Linked DNA regions of Homo sapiens: region 2 is linked to region 1. The links are chromatin loops, found by intact Hi-C in ENCODE. Cell type or tissue: OCI-LY7. All regions are shown on one strand. Each heading gives the region's core, and the rest is flanking DNA. Links, peaks and the distances in the headings are about the cores only.

Region 1 (5,389 bases), core at 282-5,281:
AACAGTCCTCCCCACCTTTGAGTCCATATCTAAATCAAAAGAGTTGTGAGCATTCATGCTCTCAGACAGAGAAGGGGCTTACTTGCAACAAATAGTTGGGCAAATGAGAGGCTTGTATTTGCAATGATTAGCAGTTGTGATTTGTTATTACCCAGTGTTGTTAATCTTCATAGTGGACATTGAACCTCAGCTAGACTACTTCTAATGAAGAGAAACTCATTACCTTATGTTAAAGTCTAAGGGACAGTTCTGGTTATTACAAAGTTATTTTTTTATAATCACCTGAAATCATAGTTCTTGTAACTTGGCCTAATTAGTCTTAATTCTGCACTCTAGAACAAGATATTAATACTTTTACTCCTTCTATGACACTCCCAAATATCATGTGATCCTCATGACAGGAAAGTCCTATTTATAAATGAAGATATATTTTTCAGTGAAATAGCCAGATTACTTATATATAACAGTCATATGCTGAGTAAGAAAATTTCCGTGAATGATGGACCCATACTTTAAGGTCGTCCCGTAAGATTATAATGTATTTTTACTGTACCTTTTCTGTGTTTAGGTACACAAATGGTATTGTTATAGTTGCTATAGTATTTGGTACAGTAACGTGCTGTACAAGTTTGTAGCCTTGGAGCAACAGCCTAGTTGTGTAGCCCCTATACCATCTAGGTTTTTATAAGTACGGTGTATTCTATTTGCATAAAGAAATCACTTAATGACACATAACTTAGAACATAACCCTATCATTAAGCAACAGGTGACTCTGTGTGTGTGTGTGTGTGTGTGTGTGTGTGTGTAGAGGAGAGAAAGAGACCATTATCATATGAGTGTGTTGGGGCTGCTGAGAGGGTTTCGTTTACAAGTGACCTTGAGTGTATTTCATCTCTGGAATGCATGGTCCCTGCGCTCAAGCTACACAATCTGATTAGTGAAGTATTACTAATACACTAGAAAAATATACATAGTAATTACCAAATGACTGACACAATTTTATAGGGGGTTCAGAGAAACATCTGTGAATGGGTAATAATGAAAAAAGAAAAGTTTTTCTCTTTGTTTTAGTCTGACCCTTTTAACAGTCTCTATTCATAATGTGAGGAAATCGCTACAAAAACTGAAATATTGTAGATACTGTTCATTTGCATATGGAAATACTTGTATGCTGTGTGTTGTTCTTTCATGGGACAAACTCTACCCCTCCTCTCTCCACACACATATACACAAGCTATAAGTAGCCTAGCTTTCGCCATAGGAGTTGCTGGCTTTTTTAGTGAGAGTCAAGAGCTGGCTTGGTAAAGTCTTAAAGAATGGAGAAGAGGAGGAAGGAGAGAAGGGAAGAAAGAGGGAGTAAGTGTAACAGTAGAGGGAGAGAGTTAATACACTTGGATGCTGCTTACAAACCAAAAATTAGTCTCCTAATACTAATTTATGATTGTAAGAAAGTATATAAATATCTGACATATAGAAAATAGACAAGTGTTAATTTTAAAGGTATTAATTGCTACAAACTAAATTAATATTTTAAGAATTCATTAAAAATTAGAATATTAGAAGAAAAATATTAACTTTCCCTACTGTGATTAGCTACTAGTTCAGTTTAACTGTCTTCAGCTAATTCTATATTATTGTTTTAATAGAAACCATATACATTCTTATGTGTATATGAGATTTGGACAATTGGTGTCAAGATCAAGTTAAATACAACTTTGTAACAATATTATGTTTTTTTGATTCAGCATGTAAGTATATGCCTCCTTTTATCCAAGGGTACATGTCTTTAAATAGAAACTGTGCTTGAAGAAAGCTGTAGAAGAATTTAATATTTAAATAAATGCTTTTGTAGGATGAAAAGAATTTACAGTGAATATAAAGCTCCTGCTTGACTGTTAATCTAAATTTTAATAATTTGTATTGCTTAAAGTAAGATGTAATTTAAAGTAGTGATTTTTTTGATGTCTTTTATCAGTAATTACTGTTTGAATTTTTATAGGAATCCATGGGAAAGAGCTATGATGGGAGAGCTTATGTCATCACTGGCATGTGGAACCCCAATGCACCAGTATTTCTGGCACTTAACGAGGAAACCCCAAAAGGTGACTTTTCTTAAAAGATCCCTTATTGTTTGCTTTACATTTTATATTATGAACAATGTTGCTTGTCATGTTTTAAAAAAAATTTGGAACTCAAAGTGGACTTATTCTTTCATTGAGAATTTGAGGTTCATTTTTATTCTTTATGCTTCTATGGGGGAAATCTCCACTATTTAAAAAAATCCTCCCCAAAAGATATGTGAATTATTATTATTGTTATTATTTTAAGAGACAGGGTCTCACTCTGTTGCCCAGGGTAGAGTATAGGGGCATTATAGCTCACTGTAACCTCAAACTGTCATGCTCAAGCAATCCTCCCACCTCAGCCTCCTGAGTAGCTATTAAATAGAACTACAGGTGTGTGCTGCCATGCATGGCTAATTTTTAAATTTTATTTTTGTAGCGATGGGGTCATGCTTTGTTGCCCAGGCTTGTCTTGAACCTTTGACCTCAACTGATCTTCTTGCCTTCCAAAGCACTGGGATTACAGATGTGAGCCACTGCACCTGGCCTGAATTAATTTTATTAGATTATAGAGAAAGCATTTGGGCTTTGTTTTTCATATACCACTATAGAGTTATTTCATTTGTGGAGACTAGTGATGGAGAAATATTAAAGAAAATGATGAAAAGGAAATATTTTAGAATTTTGAATATTTTTAAATTATTAACTATTTTTGCATTATAGTTTACTTATAGTTTTTCATTTATTAATTATTGGCTCCAGTCTTTTGGCCTTCGGGATGCTTGTAATATATATTAAATATTTCAGTTGTAGCAAATAGTTTTTTCTTAGTTTTTTAACTTTTCATATTATTTATCATGTCTAGTATTGAACAGAATGTATAAATGTTGAATAGTCACATTTTTCGTTGTTCCATTGTGTTTTTTCATTCCTACTTCATCCAGATAGCTGTTAATTGCCTGTTTTTTGCCCCTTCATTATCTACTTTTAAACTAAATTTAAAGTTTTACCTGCCGAGTTATATGCCTACCCTAAGTGCTTTACTGTCATTAAACCATTAATTCATATTTAGAATATAATGGATCAGTTTGTTTTATCATTAATTTTTATATTATTTAGTTTATACCCACAGTAGACTTTTGGTTACTGACAGGAAGCATTCGTGAATACTGATATGAAAATATAATATGTTAATGAAGGGCATTAAAATGATAATTATTCTTTCATTTCCTTAAAGAGAGTATTCACCATTTATATAAATCACATACATTGATCACATATTAAGCTGTCTAAAAATAAAGGCTAAACAGAAAAAAAGATTATATAAAATTTAACTTTTCATTTATTAGCAGTAAATAATTTTTAGACCCACAATTTGTTATTTCTGGAGACAGGCTTGCAAATACCTGTAACTTCTTTCTTATACTTGTTCAGAAGGAAGCCACAAAAATGATAAAAATAAGCCAGTTGACAGTTTTGAAGAACAAAATATAAGAATTTTGCATATCAAGTTATAAAAATAGTTTTTATGTTTTTAATGTAACACCTAGTTTAGTTTTATTTTGCAATAAAATATATATTTGGTCCACAAAAGAAAATTTATTTATAATTTATTCTATTAAACTATATAATAGTATATTATAATATTCTGATTCAAAGTATACATTTTAAATTTAACATTATCTCATATGCCACACAAAAATGTTGCCCTGATTTTTAAAATTTCTAAATTATGTCCTTGAAATTACACATTACTCAGAGAATGTGTGATCAAATAAAGTTTGATTTTTATGGAAGAAGTTTAGAACCTGAGAGATGAAAAGTCTTGGATCTTTCCACTGCACTAAGATCCAGTTGAATGTTATATTCTGTCTTGTGTTATTACTCCTTACTCCTTTCTCTAAGGTCCTCCAGGTCAAGTATAATGTCTAACAAATTTTAGTTTCTCTTGAATTGGCAGGTGTATTTAGTAAGACTGTATTTAGTAAGAATGTAATAAAATTGTTATTGAATTTGAGAAGTAGTTGATGAATCTGAATGTTATATAATATTTAAAAACACTATTGAGGGTTTCTTCTAGTGGTGGCCTTGGTTATTTGGACTTTCCTTTAACAGAGAACTAAAAATTGTAAAGAAAATAAATTTTAAAAAATATTTAAAAAGGAATGAGGAAATTACAAAATGGTATGGAATGACCAGGCCATAGATTCAAAAACCTCAATGAGGCCAGGTGTGGTGGCTCACGCTTGTAATCCCAGCACTTTGGGAGGCTGATGGGGGTGGATCACCAGAGGTCAGGAGTTTGAGACCAGCCTGGCCAACATGGTGAAACCCCGTCTGTAGTAAAAATATTTTAAAAATCAGCTGGGTGTTGTGGCGGGCACCTGTAATCCCAGCTACTTGGGAGGCTGAGGCAGGAGAATTGCTTGAGCCCTGGAGGCGGAGGTTGCAGTGAGCCAAGATCGCTCCATTGTACTCCAGCCTGGGTGAGACTCTGTCTCAAAACAACAAACACTTAGGATTATTAGTTCCTAAGAAACATGCTTGGAGTACTTGCATACTTATTTAATCAAAATGTGAATAGAACAGTTAAAAATAAACATAGAAGGTATTACAATTGTAAAGAACTTTAATTCTTTCATAAGTGAGGAAACTTTGTTTAAAGTAGACAAGGAATAATAAAGCTCGCATAAAACCCAGAAAATTTCTACTACAGATAAGCAAGTATACATGACTGTGGCAGTGGATATGGTAGTCACAGAGGTGGTGGAGCCTGTTCGCTTTCTCCTGGAGACAGTAGTCCGTGTGTACCCTGCAAATGAGCGATTTTGGTATTTCAGCAGAAAGACTTTCACAGAGACTTTCTTCATGAGATTGAAACAGGTAGGACCTTTTTGTTCTCTTCATATATAGTAACAAACATTTTTCTTTCCACACTTCTTTTTTAATGCCAAGATAATTCCTGAAGTTGCAAAACAATACAATTCCTCAAAGAAATCAAATGATATTTGAAGTCAACCAATAGAGTGTTTGAAAAAGTCACATCTAGGTAATATTAGCTAAAAAAACCCAGCAAGTTTAATAATTACATACTTTTTCCCTAGAAACCTGTAATGTATGAACCTTCTTAACAGAAATATTGACTGCATATAAAACAACGTTTCTGCCTTTTATAAACAATTACTTAAAACCAAAAAGGCAGTGCACAGAAATATCATATGCTTATAAAATTTTAATGAAAATGTTTCTAAGAAATACCTAATTTCTATAGTTATTTCTGCCTGTAATATTAGATAGACAATATTATATGAACATCTTGTTTGACT
Region 2 (5,389 bases), core at 314-5,313, 540 kb after region 1:
CAAAGGTTATGATTGTTATTAGATAGTCAATGTGGACCTCACTGAGTCAATGAAGGAGATGAGAGATTAGTCATGGAGATGTCCTGGGGAAAAGCTTTCTAGGCAGAGTCAATAGCCAGTTCAAAGGTCCAGAGACTGCCTCATGCCTGGGTGGGCTTGAGAAACAGGAAGGCCAGTGCAGCTGGAGTGAAGTGAATGAAATGGGAGTAGTAGGAATGCTCACAAAGAGCCAGAAAATGTAGGCCATTGTAAGCATTTAGGCTTTACTTTGAGTGAAGCAGGGAGCTCTTGCAGGGTTTTTAGTGGAGCAATGATATGATCTGTCTGAGGTTTTTAAAGGATCACAATGGCTATTTTGTTAAAAACAACCATAGGAAGGTAAGAGAAGTAGGGACATCAAACAGGAGATTTTGGAGTAATCCTCTTGAGAGATGATGATAGACTGAACCAGGGTGTTAACAGTGGAGATAGAGATGGAGTGGAGATGGAGATGGTTGGAACCTGAGTATTTTTGAAAGAGAACCAATAAGATTTCCTGATATATTAAATGTGAGTGTGAGGAGAAAAGAAGAGTTAAAATGATTGCACTGATTTTGAACTACGCAACTAGGAGATAAGAGTCACCATCAACTTATTAAGCATATTACTTAAAAGGTACTTTGACACAGACTTCTTTTAGGCACCAGAGCCACTGTAACATTTTTTGGTATAACACAATCTTTTTAAATTTAAATCAAATTATAAATGTTAAAAAGTACAGTTAAAAAGTACACTGAAAGTAAGTAACTGGGCAGAAAAAAATTATTTTGTCTTTCAAGTGAGCTTTATATTCAAAGAGATCATTTTCCAAAGCTATCATAAGAAAGATGGATTTCTGAAGTTTTCATTCTGAAATGCAAACTCTTTAAAGCCTTCACGACTGATTGTTTTATTTGGCCAAAGTGTAAGCCACATTTATTTGTAACTTTGAAAGTATACTCTAGTGGGCATGATGCCTTTGACTGAATTTTGTGGGTGGTGAGTTTGAAAGGTAGGCTTCAGCCAACTGATTGTTTCGGAGATGCCAGAGAGAAGTATTGTAAATTGGGTCAATGTTGTAGGCATCCTTTAAAATAAAATATTTATTTCTAAGAATAAAAGAGTAGAGAAATAAGAGGTACAGGTAAGGTGAAAAGTTAAAGGTTTTCAAGGGAAATCTCAGAGGATTGCCAAGTCACTGAGGACAAAAGAAACCCAGGAAAACAATTGAAAAACATGAAATGTATAGGGAAAATTTTTTTCTCCAATATAATTTATGAAGTTCCTGGAGGTGGCTAGTTATTATCAATCCAGAAACATGGGATCTGAGAGATGGAGAAGCGTAAAATGTTAGAAAACAAGTTCAAAATATAATCCAAATGGACTGCTCCTGGAAGGGAAGTGCTGGGTACAACCAGAATAAATTTTTTGGACATGAATAGGTAAATATGAATATTTTTAAAGCTTTTAATAAGATTTCAATAATTTAAAATTTTTAATAATTTAATAATTTGTAAAGTTTTAATAGTTTTTTGTGGGGTTTTCTTTGCATTATCTAAGGAGAATGCCTTTTTCTTGGATATTTAAGACGGTATCCACGGGACACCATTTCATTTATAACATATAATTGTAGAGTGAATGATTGTGAGGCAGATGTGAGGTGAAACTGAAAGAAGGAAGACATAAGTCATCCAGTATTGGGCTGGGATTGTGCTGGGACTAGAATGTAGGTCTCCAATCCAAAGGTCTAAAATTGTTTTTAAACCAAGACCTATATTTTGGTTGCTTTTATGTCAAGACCATGACTATATGTACGTACTTACATACACATAACTGAAGAGATACTTACCCTTACACTGAGGCACTCTGATGTTTTTTGTTCTATTGTATTGTATTTCCTTTTTTTTTTTTGAAATGGAGTCTCATTCTGTTGCCCAGGCTGGAGTGCAGTGGCACAATCTCTGCTCACTGCAACCTCCCAGGTTCAAGCAATTCTCCTGCCTCAGCCTCCTGAGTAGCTGGGACTACAGTCATGTGCCACCACGCCTGGCTATTTTTGTATTTTTAGTAGAGACAGGGTTTCACCATGTTGGCCAGGCTGGTCTCGAACTCCTGACCCCAAGTAATCCGTCCGTCTCAGCTTCCCAAAGTGCTGGGATTACAGGTGTGAGCCACCATTGCCCAACCTATTGTATTGTATTGTATTGTATTTTAAACTTCTCCCCGGATCCCAAGAAAATCCCCAAACCAAAAGGCTGACCACAACCCACTAAATCGATTTTACAATAGCTTGTAGTTTTGAAAAAACACTAAGACCTATCCCACTGTTCCTACCACCTCCCCGTTCCCCACTCTGATCTGCCACAACCCATGAGAGGCTGTAGATGACGAGGTGTTACAATGAATAATGGAAGTGCATGTGTAGGTAAGGATGTGAGTCATCATGCCATCATTACAGCAGCTTGTGCTGGCAGTTGGAAATTTTAGGAGATGATGGACTTATAGACTGAGACTTATGTGTTAGACAAAGCATTCATGGACAAAGGTGACTGCAGGCATGGAATAGGCAAGAAAGTTTAACTCCTTATCCATAGCCTATTTAAGATTAAAGATAGAATTTCTGCCAAAAGTAATCAAGTTTTAAACATTTTTAAATTATTTTCAAAGTTGGTGTTGTATATAGTTGTGTCTTTTTTGAATGGACATGTTCCCATTTAATTACCCCCCAAAATAATCACTTTCCTTTAATTTTAAGGAACTGTAACCAGTGATTTCAGTGAAACTGAAACTGGCTTTAAAATAGATGCAGCAGTTGCAAGCAAAAAATAACTTGTTAGCTCTGTATGTGGTTTATTTCTGTGAGTGTACCAACAAGATTTGTTAATAAAGCACATTAGATTGGATAAATAATTTTATTTTTCCAAAACTTGTATGACATTAAATATCAGGAACATTTTCAATAGCTTCTAAACTGGTAATTTAACTAATGTGACTCCAAGTTATTCTAATACCCTTCTGTTCCTATGGTTTCAACTAGGCCAAAATCAGAAAACATATTGACCCATCAGGCTTTACTTTGAACAGTCATTTGGTTACTTTTAATATTGAAATCAAGACCTAAATAAAAGATGTTTAAAGTGCCTAATATGAATATCCTGTATTTTCCCAGGGAGTCAGTTTTTATTAAATATCATACTTTGATTTTTGCCTTATAGTTAAAAATGCTGCCATTGCAGAGCTTCTTAAACTTGGATTTTGGCTTCAGAGACTCTGAATTACCAGAAATTTGAATTTCTTTGTATGAACATATGAGCATTTTGTTTTTCTTAGTAACATAATACATAGCTTTTTTTTTTTTTTTTTTTTTTGAGATAGAGTTTTGCTCTTGTTGCCCAGGCTGGAGTGCAATGGTGCCATCTCAGCTCACTGCAACCTCCGCCTCCCGGATTCAAGCAATTCTCCTGCTTCAGCCTCCCGAGTAGCTGGGATTATAGGCATGCACCACCACGCCCAGATAATGTTCTATTTTTAGTAGAGATGGGGTTTCTCCATCAGGCTAGTCTCATACTCCCGACCTCAGGTTATCCACCCCCCTTGGCCACCCAAAGTGTTAGGATTACAGGCGTGAGCCACCACACCAGGCCTCGTAATATATAGCTTTATTAAGTGCATATACACATAATCTTTATAATTCTTGATCTGATTACCTGTTTTTCTACATATTTTTATTCAATACCATTTATATTGTATCAGGTTGAATTGATGAAATTACCATTCCTGTTGGTCAGAAACTGTCAGGTATTTGATTGGTTTATGATTTATGATTCAGTATTTTATGCCTCCTTACAGCTCAAATAGGTGCATATGTAGCTTAGCTCTATGGCCATGTAAACTTTTCCTGAGAATTATTCTCCAAAGGCTAAGAAACAAGTCTTTTTTTTTTTTTTTTGAGATGGAGTCTTGCTCTGTCACCAGGCTGGAATGCAATGGCGCGATCCCTGCCTCCTGCAACCTTCGCCTCCCTGGTTCAAGCAGTTCCCCTGCCCAGCCTTCCGAGTAGCTGGGACTACAGGCGTGCGCCACCATGCCTGGCTAATTTTTTGTGTTTTAGTAGATTCAGGGTTTCACCATGTTGGCCAGGATAGTCTCGATCTCCTGATCTCATGATCCACCCACCTTGGCTTCCCAAAGTACTGGGATTACAGGCGTGAGCCACTGCACTCGGTCAGTCCTTTTTTTTTGTTTTGTTTTGTTTTTAAGTTGATTTTTATTTGGAATAATGTTCCAAGTACCATATTTACGATGGACTTCAGTAGTAGCAAAGTTCATAAGCACAATCATCCAAAATTTTCTGTTGGTAGAGCTTTATAATAGAGCTTTTTAAAATATGTTAGTTTATTTCACTTGTATTTCATTAGTAAAATAATTTGAGCAAAATTAAAAGGCAAAATCTGACATTAACCTAAAGGAAGAAAATTAGGAAAGAAAAGTTATTTATTGAGTGCCTGTTGTGTCCCAGGAACTATGCCAAGAGGACTTTTCAGAGGAAGTAAGAGTTAAAATGAAATCTGAAAGATTATTAGGAGTTAAGGAGTGTATCAAGGCAGGGAGAAGGATGTTTCATGCAGACAATATGCAGAAGCCCATAGGTAAAAAAAATATGGAGTTGCCCAAGACCTGAATGTAGGTCATGACTGGAGAGTAGGTTGCAAGGAGGGAGAGGCAGTTAGGGGAGTAGATAGAGAAAAGACTAGAGAGGTAAGCAGGAGCCAGCCAGCTTGTGCAGAGCCTTGTAAACCACGGTAAGCAATTTGGATTTTATCCTGAGGGGAGTGATAAGCACTGAAGGATTTAAAATAGGAGACATAAATTATCAGGTTATTGTTAGGAAGGTCATTCTGGTTGCTGTGTGGGAATGGATTGAAAGGGTTAAGATTCGGTATTGGTGACAGACCATTTCAGGAGCTGTTGCAGTCATCTAGGTGAGAAGAGACCAGAGTTTTTGTAATAGGCTGAAGAAATTATGGATGAATTCCAGAGACATTCAAGACATAAAATTAACAGATTTTAGTGATTACATGTGAGCCTCAGGGCAGATAAAGAGAGCCAGCGATAGCACTTAGGATTCTTACTTAAGCAACTTGGTGGAAATCACACTGAGAAAGGAAACAAACAAGAGAACAAATTATAAGCACTAAAGATAATGAGTTAACTTTTGAATATGTTGTTCGTGGTACATATCCACAACTCATATCCAAGTAGATATAAATATCCAATAGGCAGGTGGATACTGAAGTGAGATCTGAGCTAAAAGTAGACATTTGGGAGTCATCAGCATTGAAACCATGGGAGTGGGTGAATTCTTATAGCG

The links. Hi-C counts contacts between places; a loop is a spot of excess contacts. Peaks named below come from ENCODE experiments on the same cell type or tissue, not always from the same donor. Only the 100,000 strongest peaks of a DNase experiment are listed, where the experiment ranks them.
Region 2: it touches region 1 in a loop (2.6-fold over the local background); 1 of 110 quality-filtered maps calls a loop at or near these places.

What each region holds. Positions count from the first base shown.
Region 1 is chr1:174,273,834-174,279,222 of GRCh38, forward strand. It overlaps RABGAP1L (RAB GTPase activating protein 1 like), which reads left to right. Exons shown (of 26, transcript NM_001366446.1): 9 at 2,000-2,102; 10 at 4,780-4,946. Among named protein-coding and RNA genes, the nearest start is that of RABGAP1L, 120 kb to the left of the region's middle. In OCI-LY7, for the core only: no CTCF peak of the experiment used is centred there; DNase peaks (open chromatin) are centred at 1,218, 2,488 and 4,837; H3K4me3 peaks cover 3,682 bases; H3K27ac peaks cover 5,000 bases.
Region 2 is chr1:174,812,784-174,818,172 of GRCh38, forward strand. All of the region lies in intron 19 of RABGAP1L (RAB GTPase activating protein 1 like), which reads left to right. Among named protein-coding and RNA genes, the nearest start is that of RABGAP1L-AS1, 140 kb to the right of the region's middle. In OCI-LY7, for the core only: no CTCF peak of the experiment used is centred there; DNase peaks (open chromatin) are centred at 2,548 and 2,808; H3K4me3 peaks cover 1,040 bases; H3K27ac peaks cover 3,025 bases.